Linked DNA regions of Homo sapiens: all the other regions are linked to region 1. Evidence: chromatin loops called from intact Hi-C (ENCODE). Cell type or tissue: heart right ventricle. All regions are shown on one strand. Links, peaks and the distances in the headings refer to the core of each region. The heading gives the core; the rest is flanking DNA. Region 1 has its middle 11 kb from the start of TMEM247. Region 2 overlaps PIGF (phosphatidylinositol glycan anchor biosynthesis class F). Region 3 overlaps RHOQ (ras homolog family member Q).

Region 1 (5,595 bases), core at 133-5,132:
TTATCTGGCCCACCTGGGCCCTCCTGGCATCTGAGCTTCTGACCCTGGCCCTAATTGATCTGTTTTTGTTTGTTTGTTTTTGTTTTTGAGATGGAGTCTTGCTCTGTCACCCAGGCTGGAGTGCAGTGGCACGATCTCGGCTCACTGCAACCTCCACCTACTGGGTTCAAACAATTCTCCTGCCTCAGCCTCCCGAGTAGCTGGGATTACAGGCGCATGCCACCATGCCAGGCCAATTTTTGTACTTTTAGTAGAGATGAGGTTTTGCCATGTTGGTCAGGCTGGTCTTGAACTCCTGATCTCAGGTGATCTGCCCGCCTTGGCCTCCCAAAGTACTGGGATTACAGGCATGAGCCACCATGCTCAGTTTCCTAACTGATCTGTTTTGAGAACAAGGATTCTCCCACAGTGCATAGAGTTTGCTTAAGGGCAGTCATCTGGAGTTCTTTTGAAGTTGGCCTGATACCTGAGAGCAGGTGAGCTTTCTACCAACTACTGTGCTTCCAGAGTCTTCCAATCATTGTTTTCTTGGAACCCACTCAGGCTAGCTCAAATATTATGGGCTTTATGTATGTGAGGCTATGGAGATTGCTCAGAAGTGAAAGTCAGCCTGAGTGAACTGTATAGGGTTTCTCTCTTACCCAACCACCTCCCTCTTCTTTCTTATACCTACTCCTGTCTCAGAGTGGACATACCAACCTGGTCTTCAGAAAAAGAGCCAGGCATAGCAGATTGAAGAGGGAAGACCCCAGGCTGCCAGTTACAGACTGACTCTCCCGTCTTAGGGGACCTAGGAGAGGACATGGGGTGGGATCCAGAGGGAGTTACCGAGGCCTTTGAGTATAGATCTGCTGCCACTCATGAAATGGCAGGTGTGTGGGTCAGGTGGGCCAGTGAGTGAGGCCTTACATCTGTCCCCTCTCAAAGACATTTTCCTCCTTAGCGCTTGGTGAGGGAAGTGTGGGAACACAGGAGGGCAAGGCTGCAGTGAGCCGAGATTGCGCCACTGCACTCCAGCACCGGTGACAGAGCGAGACCCTGTCTCAAAAAAACAGAACAAAACAAACAAAAAAGAAACACGGGAACAGTTAGAATAAAAGGGTAGATTCATAAGCAGAAAAACTCTGGAGCCACTACCCCAGCTACACATATCTAGAGAGATATACAGGGGGCCACACAATGCCATCTGAAATGGAGTAGCAGTTCTCTTCCCATGTTATCAAACCAGCTCGGAACCTTTGTTCACAAACCTAAATGAATGAGACGCAGCACGGTTCTTTGTTTTCTTCCAATCATCTTTCAGCTCCTTGCCACACTTGGTCTCTGGTACCTCCTGGCTGAGCAAGCTTGGGCAATTCCTGAACCTCTCGGAGTCTGATTTCTCATCAGCAAAGTGGGCGTCATGGGCTGAATTATCTCCCCTCAAAATTCAAGTGTTGAAGTCCTAACCCCCGAAACCTCAGAATGTGACCTCATCTGGAGATAGGGGCTTTAGACTACGTACTGGGTACAGTGTACACTGCTCGGGTGATGGGTGCACCAAAATCTCAGAGATCACCACTATAGAACTTATCCATGTAATCAAAAACCACCTGTACCCCAAAAACTATTGAAATCAAAAAAAGAAGTCATGGCGTTAAAATGAGGGCTTAATCCAATCTGACTGGTGTCCTTGGAAGAGGAAATTTGGACATTCAGAGAGACACCAGGGATGCACACAGAGAGGAAGACCACGTGGGGATGCAGTGAGAAGGCAGCAGCCATCTGCAAGCCGAGAGAGGCCTCAGAGGAAACCAAACCTGCCAACACCTTGATCTTGGACTTTCAACTTCCAGAACTGTGGACAAATGAGCATCTGTTGCTGAAGCCACCCAGTTTGTGGTATTTTGTTAGAGCAGCCTGGGCAGATTAATCTAGTGCGTACCAGTGCTCCTTCATGGAGGGCTATGGGATAAAATAGATGACATGAGAGTGTTGGACAGGGTACAATACATCCTAGGTATTCGGCAAGGGTGAGCTTCCTTTTCAAGAAGCCGTCACAGAATGCTTTAGCTCACAGAGCCTTTCTCAGATCGTCTCTTACACTCCTTCTGTTTATTTGATTGATCAATCATTGCTCCTTAATCACTGATTGAGCTCTGTGGTCTGGTTGTTGAACCCTGGCAATGGGTGGTCTGTGCAGCCACACTATTTGCTGCTCTTGCACTTCCAAGACCTGAAGCTAGAGCTGGTGCTCAGAGAAGAGCTGCCCCATGGTAGCAAGTGTCTGTCACTGGCTCTTTCTGGGGCAGAGGGAAGCTCCTGAAACCCTGCCCTCCCCACCTCCTCCACCAAGGGTCCCCCTGCTCAGCACTTTCTGCATGGCTTCCTGGTGGCTGTCTTCCAAGGCCTGCTTTCTGCCCCAGGACCTTACAAAGGCTGCTTTGATGAAAAGTTTGAGGCAAAGTGACTGTGTCATTTGATACAAGAGGCTCAAGGGGGTAAAAAGTGTAGCTTTCTTCTATTTTTGGATTTTCTAGCCCAGCGGAGAATGATCAGCTGAATGGGACTGGGGCGGAAGCCAGGAGCAGAGGGAGGAAATGCACCCAAGCTGGAGAGCCCCTGTGATTAGCAGCTGGAAGCCTAGAGCGTGACCTGCTTGTGAAGAGGCGCCTCTGCAGGCAGACTCTGCGCCCAGAGCTGGAAGGCATGCAGGGGCCACTTGCCCTGGGGCCACCAGACTCCTTCCTCCAATGGCCTGCTCCAACGGTCCCTGCCCCTGCAAAATGCACAGAGCCTGCTCCCTCCCTCCCTCCTGTTGATGGAGTACAGGCCAAGGATAGTCACTCTCTGGGTGAGATTTGAGAGGCACCACAAAAGCCCCTTAACCCTGGGGTCTCCGTCATCCACCGCCAGGGCAGTGGCACAGGGCCCTGCTCTCAGTGGGGGCTCTCCACATGGCTTAATGCTCTGCTGTCACCGTCGTGGAATTCATGATGGGACACTGCATTGTCCTCTTGCACTGGGCCCACAAATTCAGGAGCCGGACCTCCCCACCTCTCCCAGTTCTTGAAATTCAGGTTAGCAGTCACTTCCCTTCCCTGCTCTGGCTGATACCTCTCATCTGTGTAGCTTCTTATTCACCACCAGCCTCCACCTTGTTATCTCACTAATTGTCACTATAACCCTGTGAGGGACTGACATCTCTCTGACTCGTGGCCCTTTGTAGGATTTGCCCCACGAGCTCAGGCCTTTTGATGCCACCCCTTTGCTCTCTTTGAGGAACAAAAATGCCTACCTCCTGAAGCTATCTGTAATCCCCTCCTACTTAAGTGTAAGAAATTTGCAAGTCCGAAACCCATCCTCCACTTCACTCTTAAGAGCCTAAAAAGCCCTCTGAGGGCGCTTAATAAATACTAACTAATGAACCTGCAGCTGCTGCTCCTTTGGCTAATTAAATCTAAGTAAATCACAGACTTTGAATTATGCAACAAGGCTTGGCCAAAACAGCTTAAAAATGTGGGAGCCCTAGCTTTTCTGCTGTGCCCTGTGGAAAAATCCCATCTTTTAATCATGCTTAACCTTCCTGAAGAACAGCAGCAACCTTTAAATAATGAATGAACGTATATTAGCAAGATTTCCCCAAAGCTACACGTGGGAGTCAGATCAAAAAAGGGACAGAAGCAGACACAGGCCTGAGGGCATTCTGGAACTTTCTGCTCAGCCCTGGCCTGCAGGGTGAAATCATTTGGTTCCCCAGAAGCCCAGAGCATGAACTGGTGAAAGGGAGGAGGGGCAGATATGCTGCCACAGGCTCAGCTTCCTGATGTGGCACAGTAAGCTCCTGCCACCCCTAGCCTGCGGCAGAGGTTAATGGAAACCCCATAGCACTTCTGAAGGGCTGTGCACTCGGTTGTTCTCCCTCTCATTCCCCCTAGAAGACCCTCCTGGCCAAGAGCATTGTCTTCATAAAGAGAACAGATTTTGTTTTTTTTTTTTTTTTCTGGTAGGGTCTTGCTCTGTCCCCCAGGCTGGAGTGCAGTGGCACGATCACAGCTCACTGCAGCCTCAACCTCCCAGGCTCAAGTGATCCTCCCTTGTTAGCCTTCCCAGTAGCTGGGACAGCAGGTGCATGCCACCGTACCTGGCTTTTTTTTTTTTGGAGATATGGGATCTCCCTATGTTGCCTTGCCTAGTCTTGAGCTCTTGGGCTCCTGCCTCGGCCTCCCAAATGGCCGAGATTACAGACGTGAGCCACCGCGCTAGCCCAGGACAGACCAGGACAGATTGCATTGAGTCTCATCACCTATAACAGGCTTCCCAGACTTTAAGATGCATATGAATTGCTGGGGGCTGGTGGGTACTGTCAAACCACATCTGCTTCAGTGGGTCTGGGGCAGGGTCTGGGATGCTGCATTTCTAAGACGCCGATGCTGCTGATCCACAGATCACACATTGAAGAGCAAGGATTTAGGTCTTTCAACCCTGATTGCTTATTAGAATCAACTGGGGCACTTGTAAGGCTAACAAATCATCTCTGGATGTCATCTCAGATCAATTAAATCAGAATTTCTCGAACAATCTCTAGACTTTGGTCCTTCTTTTTTCTGAGTTAGAGTCTAGATAATTTAGAGGTCGCCCAAATGAAGCCTAGAAAACTTAACTGACTTGCTTACTTACAAGTCATCTGCTAACTTGGGACTAGAAATAGACATGGCAGGAAAGTGGCCTTTGGAATCAAGGCTTAACCCTCCTGCCCCCGAGTCTCTCCAACTGTAGTCCTGTCCTTGGGCTCAGGAGGGCAGCCTACAATATTCCATTTAGGGAACAGGAGAGATTTTCCCATCTTTCTCTCCCTAAGCCTGCCTGAAACTTTACTATTAGTGCTTCATTATTTGGGCTGAAGCTTAGTGGTCCTTTGCAATGAGTGCAATCTCTTATACATAGACTTTAGCAGCTTGGTGTCCATAGGATGATCACAGTCCCCTGACTGTCTCTGGGCTCTGCTCTGTGGGATCTGGGATCAGGAAGGGAAGGGGCTCTGGAGTCCAACTTGCCTCCCCTTGCAGCTCTGCTGAGGGCACCCAGCACAGAGAGGAGTGCCCTTCCCAGTCTGCTGCCCTGATTGTGTCAGGTCATGGGCTTCAGGCAGAGGTCAGGAGGATGAAGGCAGAGTGGCTCCAGGCGTGTGGCCAGGGAAAACCATGACCTCCCTGCTGTGGTATGCAGTACTCTTCCTTAAAGCAGAGTGCAGCAGTGGCCCGGCCCAGATTGGCTACGGCTGTGCTCCATCTGATGGTTTCAACCCCATCAAGGCTTTCTGGCTCAGCAGCTCAGGAAGGGAGTGGGAGCTGGGCCTAAGGAATTAGGGATGATACACCAGTTATTTGCTTAATTCAGTATCTCCCCCCTCCACTCATACTATCAGAATTCTAATTCTGTTTGAGGCTGCAACAGTGTCCACGCAAAAACCTTACCACCTCAGACACCCTACAGATAGGTGCAGCCACATGACCTTAGTTTGACCAATGGCACGGAAGCAGAAGTCTCTGGGTGGGGCTTCCTGGGATGCTTTTAAAAGGCGGCTCCTTTTCTGACCTGGAGTAACGGACCTGG
Region 2 (5,595 bases), core at 214-5,213, 110 kb before region 1:
TGAGCACCTTTTCATATACCTGTTTACCACTTGTATGTCTTTTTTTGAGAAATGTCTATTCAGATCTTTTGCCCATTTGTAAATTGGATTATTAGGGGTTTTTTTTCCCTGTAGAGTTGTTTGAGCTCTCTATATAGTCTGGTTATTAACCCTTTGTTAGATAGATAGATTGGAAATATTTTCTTCCATTCTGTGGGTTGTCTCTTCACTTTCTTGATTGTTTCTTTTGCTGTACAGAAGCTTTTTAACTTGATGTGATTCCATTTGTCCATTTATGCTTTGGTTGCCTGTGCTTGTGGGGTATTATTCAAGAAATCTTAGCCCAATCCAGTGTCCTGGAAAGTTTCCCCAATGTTTCCTTTTAGTAGTTTCATAGTTTGTGGTCTTAAATTTAAGTCTTTAATCCATCTTGGTTTGATTTTTGTATATGGCGAGAGTTAGGGGTCTAGTTTCATTCTTCTGCGTATGGATATCCAGTTTTCCTGCCACCACTTATGGAAGAGACTGCTCTTTCCCCGGTGTATGTTCTTGGCATCTTTGATGAAATGAGCTCACTGTAGATGTATGGATTTACTTCTGGGTTCTCTATTTGTTCTATTGGTCTATGTGCCTGTTTTTATGCCAGTACCTTGCTGTTTTGGTTACAGTAGCTCTGTAGTATAATTTGAGTCAAGTAATGTGATTCTTCCAGTTCTGTTCTTTTTGCTCAGGATAGCTTTGGCTATTCTGGGTCTTTGTGGTTCCATATAAATTTTAGGATTGTTTCTTCTATTTATGTGAAGAATAGTGTTGGTATTTTGATAGGGATTGCATTGAATCTGTGGATTGCTTTGGGTAGTATGGACATTTTAACAATATTGATTCTTCCAGTTCACAAACATGAAATATCTTTCCATTTTTTGTGTCCTCTTCAATTTCTTTCATCAGTGTTTTATAGTTTTCATTGTAGATATATTTCACTTCTTTGGTGAAGTTAATTCATAGATATTTAATTTTATTTGTAGCTGTTATAAATGGGATTACTTTTTTATTTCTTTTTCAGATTATTTGCTGTTGGCATATAGAAATGCTACTGATTTTTGTATGTTGATTTTGTATCCTGCAACTTTATTCAATTTGTTTATCAGTTCTAATAGTTTTTGGTAGTCTTTAGGTTTTTCCAAATACACGATTATATCATCTGCAAACAAGGATAATTTGACTTCTTTCTTTCCAATTTGGATGCCCTTTATTTTTTTCTCTCATCTGATTGCTCTAGCTAGGACTTCCTGAGTCACAACTTTAATTTCAAAGAATTCTATTATTATTCAAGGAGATTGTACAAAATACATGAATAGTACATGCTTTTTCCTACTCAATAATAATTTAGAACAGAAATTAAAATTTCAATTTGAAGTTCTTATGCTGTAGTTCTAATTAATAAAAAGTATTTAAAATACCTTGAAGTGTCAACTGAAGATTTTAGAGCTTTAAATATTTTTATCATTCATCCTGTATTTTAATATGTAAAACACAGTAGAGTTTTGTGTGTATTTTTTTTAACTTAAAGACAGCCCTTTTAGTATTATTAAAATGTGAATAATTCAGATGTTCAGTGTGAACAGGCTAATTTTGAATTGGCATGATATCTCAATTAGTGTTGAATCAATATAAATGTTGTATAATATTTTTAAGTGAAATAAGTTTATATACTAGTTTTTAATGTATTTATTTGCATGTTTGTAGAAAACTTATGTTGAACACATGATAGTCATGTGACGACAGAGAACAACAAAGCTTTGAGCTTGTGAACTGTATAGGAACTACATCCTACAAGTTAAGGATCAATTCTGATACTATTGGGATTTTATACATAACTAAAAGACACTATTTTAACAGGATTTCTCCTTACAGTAAATGTTAAGTTACTCCAGGAAAACAAAACAAAAGAATACTATTATAAAGAAACTTGGAAGTAGACAAGGTCATTTGGTTTCTTAAAATATTCTGCCAGCTTCTTATTGGTATACTTATTAAATAATATACTCAGTTTGTACTAATTTAATTCAGTTATTGCATTGGCATTAAAATTATTTTTTTTTTCATTTGCAGACTTTCTTATAAAGGAAAGTAATAATCTGACTACTATACACCCATATAGTTCATTGAAACTTGTTTTTTGACATATCAGTTCTTTTATGCTGTTATTTGAATGTTTAAGTTAGAAGTTGATCACTTTTGGTGAACTAAATAGATTCCTGAATAGTACTAAACAAAAATCTTGCCAAGAGTAGTGATCTAGCCGAGGTGAAAACATTCAATAAGACCTATTTGTGTAGACAAAGATAATAGGCCTCTTTTTGTCATCTTTGTATTGAAATAGATTTTATATTGAAGCAACCACTGTGGACACTAAGAGTGAAAATATAGTGAGTGACCAAAGATTTACTCATATAAAAAGTAGATAATTTAGTATAAATGTGGGCAAAAAATTTAGTGGCAAAGAGGCATTTGTTTTAATATTCAGTGGGGAAGGAAAACATTTATATTAGAATTTTGTAAAATACCTTTAGCCACTAGGAGGAGTTGTACAGTGTCTCTTTTTTAGATGAAGAGACTAGCAGTTCAAAAAATTAAATCTATTTAAACAAACACTATTTTGATGACAGTGTATTTAAACCATGAGTGTTTACTATGAACTACCCTCAGGTGTCTGATACAGTGTCTGGCACGTAGTAGGCACTCAAAATGGCCTGTTTACTTCAATTAATATTTGATGTAATGAATTCCAGTGGAGTCAAATAATTTGGACAAATAGTTGGAGCACAGTGTCATGAAGGCTGGCCTGTAACATTGCTGTAGTCACTTTTTAAGTTTGTTCACAGGGGAGCCATTTATTTATTCTGAGCCCTATTGACTGTGCATATATTCCTTAACTTTGAAAAAATTAGCCAATAACCGTAGAATTCAAATAGCTTTATTATGGAAACTTACAAAATGAGAGTACATCAATGTCAGTGATGCTAGAAATTAGTTAATAGAAAGGAATTTACCTATTTTATTCTTTTTATCTTATTTATTACAAAATAATGTATATAAATGTTTGTAGTAAAAATTCAAACAGAAAAATATAGAAAGTTAAAGATCCTAGTAATGCTATCATGGAAGCAATGAACAACTAGCAGATTTTATATGTTCTTCGAATTTTGTATTAATTATATATATATAATTTTAAAACAAAATAGTTAAACTAGTCATGGCTTTATAACTTTTTTCCCACTAATGTGTTATGAACATCGTTATCTGTGTGTGTGTATAATCTACCTCTTCTTACATAGTATTCTTAGCTACTGTATCTCTATAAGTAACATAAAACTTCAGCTTATATTGGTTTGAATAATAAGGAAACTGATTATGTCACATAACGGAAATTGGATGGTTCTAGACACAGATAGTCATGGTATGGTTGTGCTTCTTACTGATTCTCCTTGTTATTATCCTCAGGCTGGTAGTGGGATGGCAGCAGTTTCTCTTCCTTGAGTTTTCCTAATCATTGAGAAACAGAATGGGATCATCAATAGTTAATTAATTAGTCTCATCATCAGGGTTGAGATGAATGTTGAGCAATTAATCATCATTACAAGTATTCCATGTACCATGATTTATTTAACTAATTTCCTATTAAGGTTTAATATCAAATTTTCATGATAATAAATAATGTTGTTAGGTATATCTTTGTTCCATATAATTTTGTATACTTGTGCAAAGGTTTTTGTAGACTAGATTACTTGAGTAACATTCCTAGATCAAAGGAAGTTAACAGACACTGTCAAACTAAAGTTATAATTTGAAGAATATGTATATACCCCCATACATATTCCTACCAATAGAGTGTAGGTTTCCCTGACTCCCCATCAGGCCTCTTTACCTCTTATCAATCTACCAGGGCTGCTACCTACAGGGATCTGCTAAGGGGGCAGACTGTGCACTATAGTAGCTTCATCTGATTTCTAAGAGGAGGCGTAAGCCTTGGCCATGAATTTTTAAGTCTCAATTATAGAACCACCATTTATTAAATTTCAGTGGAATATTACTAACTGAATCACAGAGATAGCATTTATCTTACCCAGCCTCCCTACCTCCATTCTCTTTCCTGCCTCATGTTACAGAAAACTTATTAGAAAATAACATCCAGTCCTCAAAAGGCAGCTTCAAGACAGGGAAAATTGGGGCTAGTTAAGATAGGATGTGTGCCCATGTGAAGTGTGAGCAAGAGAAAAGAAACGGCATGACAACCCTAAAAATGCACTATAGAAGAAGGAAAAGGGGTGTGCAGAAGATGAAGAATCTGGCCTGAAAGAAAGTGCTACCCTAGAAGCAAAAATAAACAAAAAAACCTCCACACAGTTTACCATGAAAAATAGTACTAAGGATATGAATTGAATAAATTAAGAGCAAAGATGAGATCATGAAACAAAATGACGTGGAGAAGAAGATTGCAGAATTAGTGAAATAAATTGAGAATGCAAAGGTCACTATTACAGGACATAAATTAAAAATATCAAGAAACAGACAAATTAGAAAGTCAGGTTTTAGCATGGAAGAAAGGTTTGAGCTAATCAAAATGAATGCGGGGTAGGGAGGGGGTTGGGAAGAATAAAGCATTTAGAGAAGATGTGATAAATATAGAGGAGAAATGAAAGGGATGCAAACAAGACTAGTTAGTGCCTCTAAAATACCCAACAAAAAATGATTCAAAGATGTGATAGAAGACAGTTTTCACAAATGAAGGGATTCTCCAGTTTGTACATCAAAGGGACTCACTATATCAAGAAAATAATTGAATGAATTGGAGTTGTAGAACAATGTAAATAAAAACTAATACAAGCAATGGAAGTTGAACAGTGCAGGGAGGAGAAGTGAAGAAAATATAATTGTACCCTTCATATCCCAGCTATTCTAGCTGTCCCCAGATACTGAGCCTGTTGGGTACAATCTCTTTGGGGAATAAGTTTTAAACGAAATCCTACATCTCAAACCATGAGTTCCCACCTTACACCTAGCCCCTTTCCCCTGGTTGGCCCAAAGTACTGGGAGCCAGGCTTATACCATCTAGGCAGAATATTGAAATATTTCTTTCGAGGGAAAATGGTACTGACATTTTGGGATTCTCTAAAGGAAAGTCAGGTTCCTACCCCGTCCCTAGTTCTGTGCATCCCCGTGCTTGAATTATAAGCATCCAGTCAGCTGTTTTAATGTTTCATTTTGTTGTTGCTGTTGTTTAAAAATAGTGTTATTGAGATATAACTGTATACCATAGAATTCACTCAAAGTGTATAATTCAGTGGTTTTTAGTATAGGCACAGTTGTACAGCCATTGCCACAATCTAATTTTGGGACATTTCACCACATCAAAAAGAAGCTATAACTATTAGCAGTCATACCCTATTCCCACTCTTCTCTCCATGGCCCAGGCAACCACTACAGGAGTGTCCAATCTTTGGGCTTCTCTGGGCCGCATTGGAAGGAAAGAATTGTCTTGAGCCACACATGCAATACATTAACACTCACGATAGCTGATGAGCTAAAAAAAAAAAAAAAAAAAAAAAATCTCAT
Region 3 (5,595 bases), core at 206-5,205, 78 kb before region 1:
CTTCATGTGGACCTGGGTGTTCCCTCCTACCTTAGTGATCTCTGTTTAAAATATATGTTTTTGGGATGTGTATGTCTATTTTAAAATACATATCCAAAACATTTCTTAAATAAAAACACTCACATTGGACGATTTACCTTGTGCCATGCTTTGTTAGCTGGTATGCTATCATGTATTATTTAAAAGCAATCAGCAAAGATTTATTGAGACTATAGCCCTCTGGAGCTTGCAGTTTAGTTGGGAATTCAAGATATAAACATATAAAAAGACAGTCATATACAACAATAGGAGGGAATAAAAGTGTAAGCTGGAGCAAGTGAATATAGAAATGCTTAACAAACATTACTAAGCACCTACTATGTGCCCAGAACAGTGCTAACTGCAATAAATAAAGGAGGGAAGGATGAGATTCAAATAACATCTATTTGTAAAACACCTTATAAACATTTACAAAGCTCTCTCATTAAGTATCTATATGTTAAAAATAAGGCAATGCACTTGAATGTGCAGCAGTGCCCACAATGTGCCTGGACACCACTCCAGCGCCTTGCAGACCTCCAAGCCACAGCCTAGAAGAGGAAACTGCAGGCTGGTGTGGGAACGTGCATCAGGTTAGCACCCAAGAAGAACAATTCTGATAGGTGAGGAGATACACACAAATGCATAACAGCTTTCGATCTTAGGAAGTTCATGGTAAGGTAGATAAGATGTATGTGAACATGATATTACAAGTTAGAATGTGGTAAATATAAAAAGTAGTAATGAGGGGACACTAAGAAAAGACCTCTTGGAAGAGGCACTTGAGTTGGTCCTTACAGAATGGAGAGAACTTGAACGTATCCAACATGCTAGGAATGCGACTTTAGTCCAGTCCCTTATTCCTTAGGGCCTTAGTTTCTCTGTCTGAAAAACGGGAGACTTATCAGTGACAAATGCTTTGAAGACCATAAAGTACTATAGGAATGTATTACAATCCCAAATAATGCAGGATAGTACTTTGATGTAAGAAATAGTCATTTATCAAAACCTACTAGAGTTTTCCTCTGTAACAACCTAGAATGAGAAACAACCTAGAACAAGGGGTAACAGATAAGCCCCAGCCTTCCCAAATCTAAAGCAGCTTCTGACTACGTGAAGAGAGACATAAAACATATGACAACTAAGTAAGAATATCCCTGAAAAGTGGTGGCTTTGTGGTCTGTGCAGTAGCAATTCTCTGTGTCACTTCCAAGGCACACAGTAGTAATCTTCATCTACAACATCTGTTTCTAGCGAGAAGTCCAAAACAGGCATCGAGCTCTTGAAACCCTCCACCCTTCAAAGGGTGCTACACAGAAGTCCAGAGGACACATGTCATGAAGCCAGCTTCTGAGAATGCAACTGTTTTCTCCTACATCTAACTTATATATCACAACATGTCTATGGTAATGCTTGGTCAGAGTAGCCTATGAAACCTCATTTCTTTTTTTTTTTTTATTTTTTGAGATGAAGTCTCACTCTTATAGCCCAGACTAGAGTGCAATAGCACAATCTCGGCTCACTGCCACCTCTGCCTCCCGGATTCAAGCAATTCTCATGCCTCTGCCTCCTGAGTAGCTGGGATTACAGGTGCCTGCCACCATGGCTGGCTAATTTTTTGTATTTTTAGTAGAAACGGGTGTTCACCGTGTTAGCCAGGAGGGTCTCAATCTCTTGACCCTGTGATCCGCCTCCCTTGGCCTCCCAAAGTGCTGGGATTACAGGCATGAGCCACCACGCCTGGCCTGAAACCTCATTTCTATTGTGCAGTCATTTTGACACTTTTGAGTTCATTTTATATTTAACTTTGTGAAATGAAAATATCAGTTTTTACCTCTTTAAAAATAACTCTGTTTTTCAAGGAAGCTGGGTTGGGTCCTTTTTGAAAACACTTTGGTAAGTTTGGTTCAAAACTCACCAGTGATGAGTTTACTGAATTTGCCTACCACTTCCTACTACCTCCCAGCACTCTTGGACTAAAGAAAATTTTGGGGAAGAGAAAGGTTTTTTTAGGTGCTATAAATTCTTAAGAGGTCACTGTTTTTCAAAAACTTTGCAAACATCTGGTGTTTTCTTTTCTTTTTTAATTTTCAGTTCAGTTGTGAAATGGTATTTATATGTCACTGGCCTGATTAGCGCTTAGTAAAAGAATTCTTGAAATTAAAGGTTTAGCTTCTTACTTTTAGCTACTGTCATCTTCATATGTTTTGATTTATAATAAGTCAGCCTCCTAATTAATATACCAATTATTTAGGAGCTAGAGAACTAGATCTTGGGCTTCTTTTCCATTGTGCTTTCCTTTTGGCCACCTGACTGATTGTAACTCCTGTTTAGGTTGGCTGGAGGAAACGGAGAGAAAATTTACATCTGGTGGAGCATAAAGAAACCAGCTAGAGGACTGGCCTTGTCATTATCTAACTGTGTTGTGACGAACTGGCACTTCCTCATCTCTAAAAGCAGGGCCCTGAACTAGAAGACCGCCACGTCACATGATGAAAAACACTCAAACTAACACTTCTTACCCTTGTGAGCAGCCCTACTAGCAGATTTAATGTGGGAGGAGGTTCACACTACGGGATAAAAATCAAGTTTTAGGATTCCATTTTATCTAAGCTGACCACCACAAGGCAGAGGATCAAGACTTAGCTAAATACAGCCCTCAGGCAAGCTTCACTTCCCCATCTGTGAAGGGAGAATAAATACACATGTTAAGATAAATGAGAGAGCTGGTCAAGTGTTTCGAGCTCTTTGGCAGACAAGCCTGACTTTCCAAAAAAAGACAAACCACAACTTCGGAGCCAGTGCTATTTCTTCTGTGCATGGTGAGGTGACTTCCCCAGTTGTAAAGGATTTAGAGCTGAAATTCCATATTGTCTGGAGCTATAATTACAAGTCTCTTGCACTAAAACAGAGGTCAGCTGGCCTAAAGCATGCTGAAAGAAGGTAAATGTCTGGTCACATTTCCATGTGGTATACTCCTTTCCTAACTTTTTGGCACAAATTTCATGTTGATAGAACATTCATTCACTCCACAAATATCTGGCAAGTAGGTGCTGAGTGCTGTGTATAGACGAGTGAACACAACACAGACCCTGCCCTCATTCTGTGTAGAGGACAGCAGAGGAGTAGGCACAGGGCTCTCAGCTAGGGCAGTACCACCCTATGTCTGGGGGGCATTTCGGACATTTGGGAGGTGCTGTCAATTGCCAAAATGAATGGGGAAACTCTGCTAGCATTTAAGGGTGGGAGCCGTGGTGCCACAATGACCTGTATGAGGAAAACCAGCTCCAGGCCCGCATGACTAGTGAGTGTACTGCTAGACATTCATAAACATGAAAAACTCTTTTGTGGGAAAACAGCCTGTTGCATAGCAAGAGTGATCCATCTTGAAGTAAAACTGCCATGATGACCAATGTTTGACGCCTACAATTCAAGGTGGTCCAGTAGCACAGATAAGCCCTCACAACCTCCCCGTGGTCATGAGTTTCTAAAGGAAGTCAGGGATGATGAGCTTCCTGTGTCTTTACCCTAAAAGCTTGCTATATAAAGGATACTTTCTGGAGGTTGGTTGTGAGAATCCACCATCTCTTGGCCTACCTAGACATCGTTTCTGTTTCTAAGTCTCTATTAAATATTTCTTTCTGAGAAACTGGATTTGTCAGTCTCTTTCTTCAGCCTCTCAGCTCCCTTGGCCTTTGAAGGTAGGTTTGCATAGACCTGCTCACCATGGAACACCTTTTATAATCGCATGAATCTAGGACCTGATCCTGCTGCATATATAAAAAAATAAAGTTTTTTGGCATAACTTTAGTGCATATTTTAAACTTTTTCTTTTTTGAGCAGGGTTTTACTCCGTCACCCAGGCTGGAGTGCAGTAGCATGATCACAGATTGCTACAGCCTTGACCTCCTGGGCTCTAGCCTCCACCTCAGCCTCCCGAGTAGTTGATACTACGGGCATATGCCACCATGCCCAGCTAGTCAGAAATTTTTTTATTTTATTTTTTTTTTGTAGAGACAGGGGTCTTGCTCTGTTGCCTGGGCTAGTATCGAACTCCTGGGCTCAAGCAATTATCCTGCCTCAGCCCCCTAAAATGTTGGGATTATAGGCATGAGCCACGGCCCTCAGACTTTAATGAATTTTCTAGGAAGGTAATTTCAGTCCACATTGAAGGAGAAAGATTGAACTTTATTTTGTTTGAAACATCACAGGAGGCTGGGTGCAGTGGCTTATGCCTGTAATCACAGCACTCTGCGAGGCTGAGACAGGTGGATTGCTTGAGTCCAGGAGTTCAAGACCAGTGTGGGCAACATGGCAAAACACGATCTCTACAAAAATAAAAAATGAGCCAGGTGTGATGGTGTGTGCCTATAGTCCCAGCTACTTGGCAGGCTGAGGTGGGAAGATCACTTGAGCCTGGGAGATTGAGGCTGCAGTGAGCTGAGATCATGCCACTGCACTCCAGCCTGGGTGACAGAACGACACCCTGTCTCAAAGAAAAAAAAAAAAGAAGAAAAAGAAAAAACAAACATCACAGGATTTACTTACCATCACAGAAAACCACATGCCACTGGCTACATTGCTGTTAGTATCTGAGTCACTAATAAAAAATAACTATGTTAGCCAATATTTGTAACTGTTGCATTCGTGGTCATTTTACCTAATAGGTGCAGGCCTGATTACTTCATTATGATTTCTGGAGTAGTCAGCCTTGGGAGTTTAGGAATTTAACACTGAAATAAATAGTTTTATGATGAATTACTTTCCTTTTTATTTCTCCTTTATATCACTGCCAGGATGTTATACTGATTTAAAATTACATGTATAGGGAGGTTATATTATCTATAGATTTCATTTGAGGATAAGTAAAAAGGAAGTATTTGTTATAAAAATGGGAGATGGGTCTGATAAAATTGAGGTATCAAATCAGGCATTGAACAAATTGGGACAAAAATGACTATAAATGCAAATTGGGACAGGTGCTATGAAGGAAAAGAGCCAGGTTCTGGGAGAGAGAATAACCAGGAAGATGAGTTTCAGTCTGCGCAGGCAAGAAAGACCTCTCTGCAGGGGTGATGTTCAACCTGAGACCTGAGGGACCGCTTAAGGAGACAGACAACAAGACAATGTATGCAAACGTCCCAAGGCAGAAAAGCCCTGACATACTGAAGACCACAGGGAAAGGCCAGGTGACAGGTGGGGCTGGAGAGGGAGTCAGCTTGGACCCCTCTGCAGGGCCCACCTGCAATGGAAAGTCATTAAAAGGTGAGCCCCCGACCCCCGCAAAAAAGTCACAAAATTTGAAAACGATAATCCAGGCTACTTTGAGAAGAATGAATTAGGCAGTCAGGCTTATAAGGGGAGAGGTTATTATAGTAATTCAGCTGAGAGAAGATGGAAGCTTAGACTAAGGGACAGCAGTTGACAGCTAGAGAAATGGTGGATTCTAGATATATTCTGGATATATCTAGATGATATGGCATCTTTTAGAGGGATGAAGAAAACTGAGGGTAGGGTAGAGAAGCACCATAGGGAGAGAACTCAAGAGGACAGTTTGGGACGTGTTAAGCTTGAGAT

The links. A loop is a pair of places that touch in the nucleus more often than their neighbours do. Peaks named below come from ENCODE experiments on the same cell type or tissue, not always from the same donor. Only the 100,000 strongest peaks of a DNase experiment are listed, where the experiment ranks them.
Region 2: a loop joins it to region 1, with 3 times the contacts of the local background. A loop is called at or near these places in 17 of 110 quality-filtered maps.
Region 3: it touches region 1 in a loop (6-fold over the local background); 6 of 110 quality-filtered maps call a loop at or near these places.

What each region holds. Positions count from the first base shown.
Region 1 is chr2:46,487,756-46,493,350 of GRCh38, reverse strand. No RefSeq gene overlaps it. Among named protein-coding and RNA genes, the nearest start is that of TMEM247, 11 kb to the right of the region's middle. RefSeq lists enhancers at 2,398-2,447, 2,558-2,617, 2,247-2,779, 2,638-2,937, 2,780-3,312. In heart right ventricle, for the core only: a CTCF peak has its summit at 2,638; DNase peaks (open chromatin) are centred at 2,580 and 3,740; H3K27ac peaks cover 3,706 bases.
Region 2 is chr2:46,598,524-46,604,118 of GRCh38, reverse strand. The region is part of intron 4 of PIGF (phosphatidylinositol glycan anchor biosynthesis class F); the gene reads left to right. It overlaps LOC124906003 (a long non-coding RNA gene), which reads right to left. Exons shown (of 2, transcript XR_007086307.1): 2 at 1-3,525. Among named protein-coding and RNA genes, the nearest start is that of PIGF, 16 kb to the left of the region's middle. In heart right ventricle, for the core only: a CTCF peak has its summit at 2,570 (motif pointing right); no DNase peak of the experiment used is centred there.
Region 3 is chr2:46,566,328-46,571,922 of GRCh38, reverse strand. The region is part of intron 2 of RHOQ (ras homolog family member Q); the gene reads right to left. RHOQ-AS1 (RHOQ antisense RNA 1) reads left to right here. Exons shown (of 2, transcript NR_104182.1): 2 at 2,353-3,667. Among named protein-coding and RNA genes, the nearest start is that of RHOQ-AS1, 11 kb to the left of the region's middle. RefSeq lists an enhancer at 1,163-1,262. In heart right ventricle, for the core only: no CTCF peak of the experiment used is centred there; no DNase peak of the experiment used is centred there; H3K4me3 peaks cover 829 bases; H3K27ac peaks cover 4,923 bases.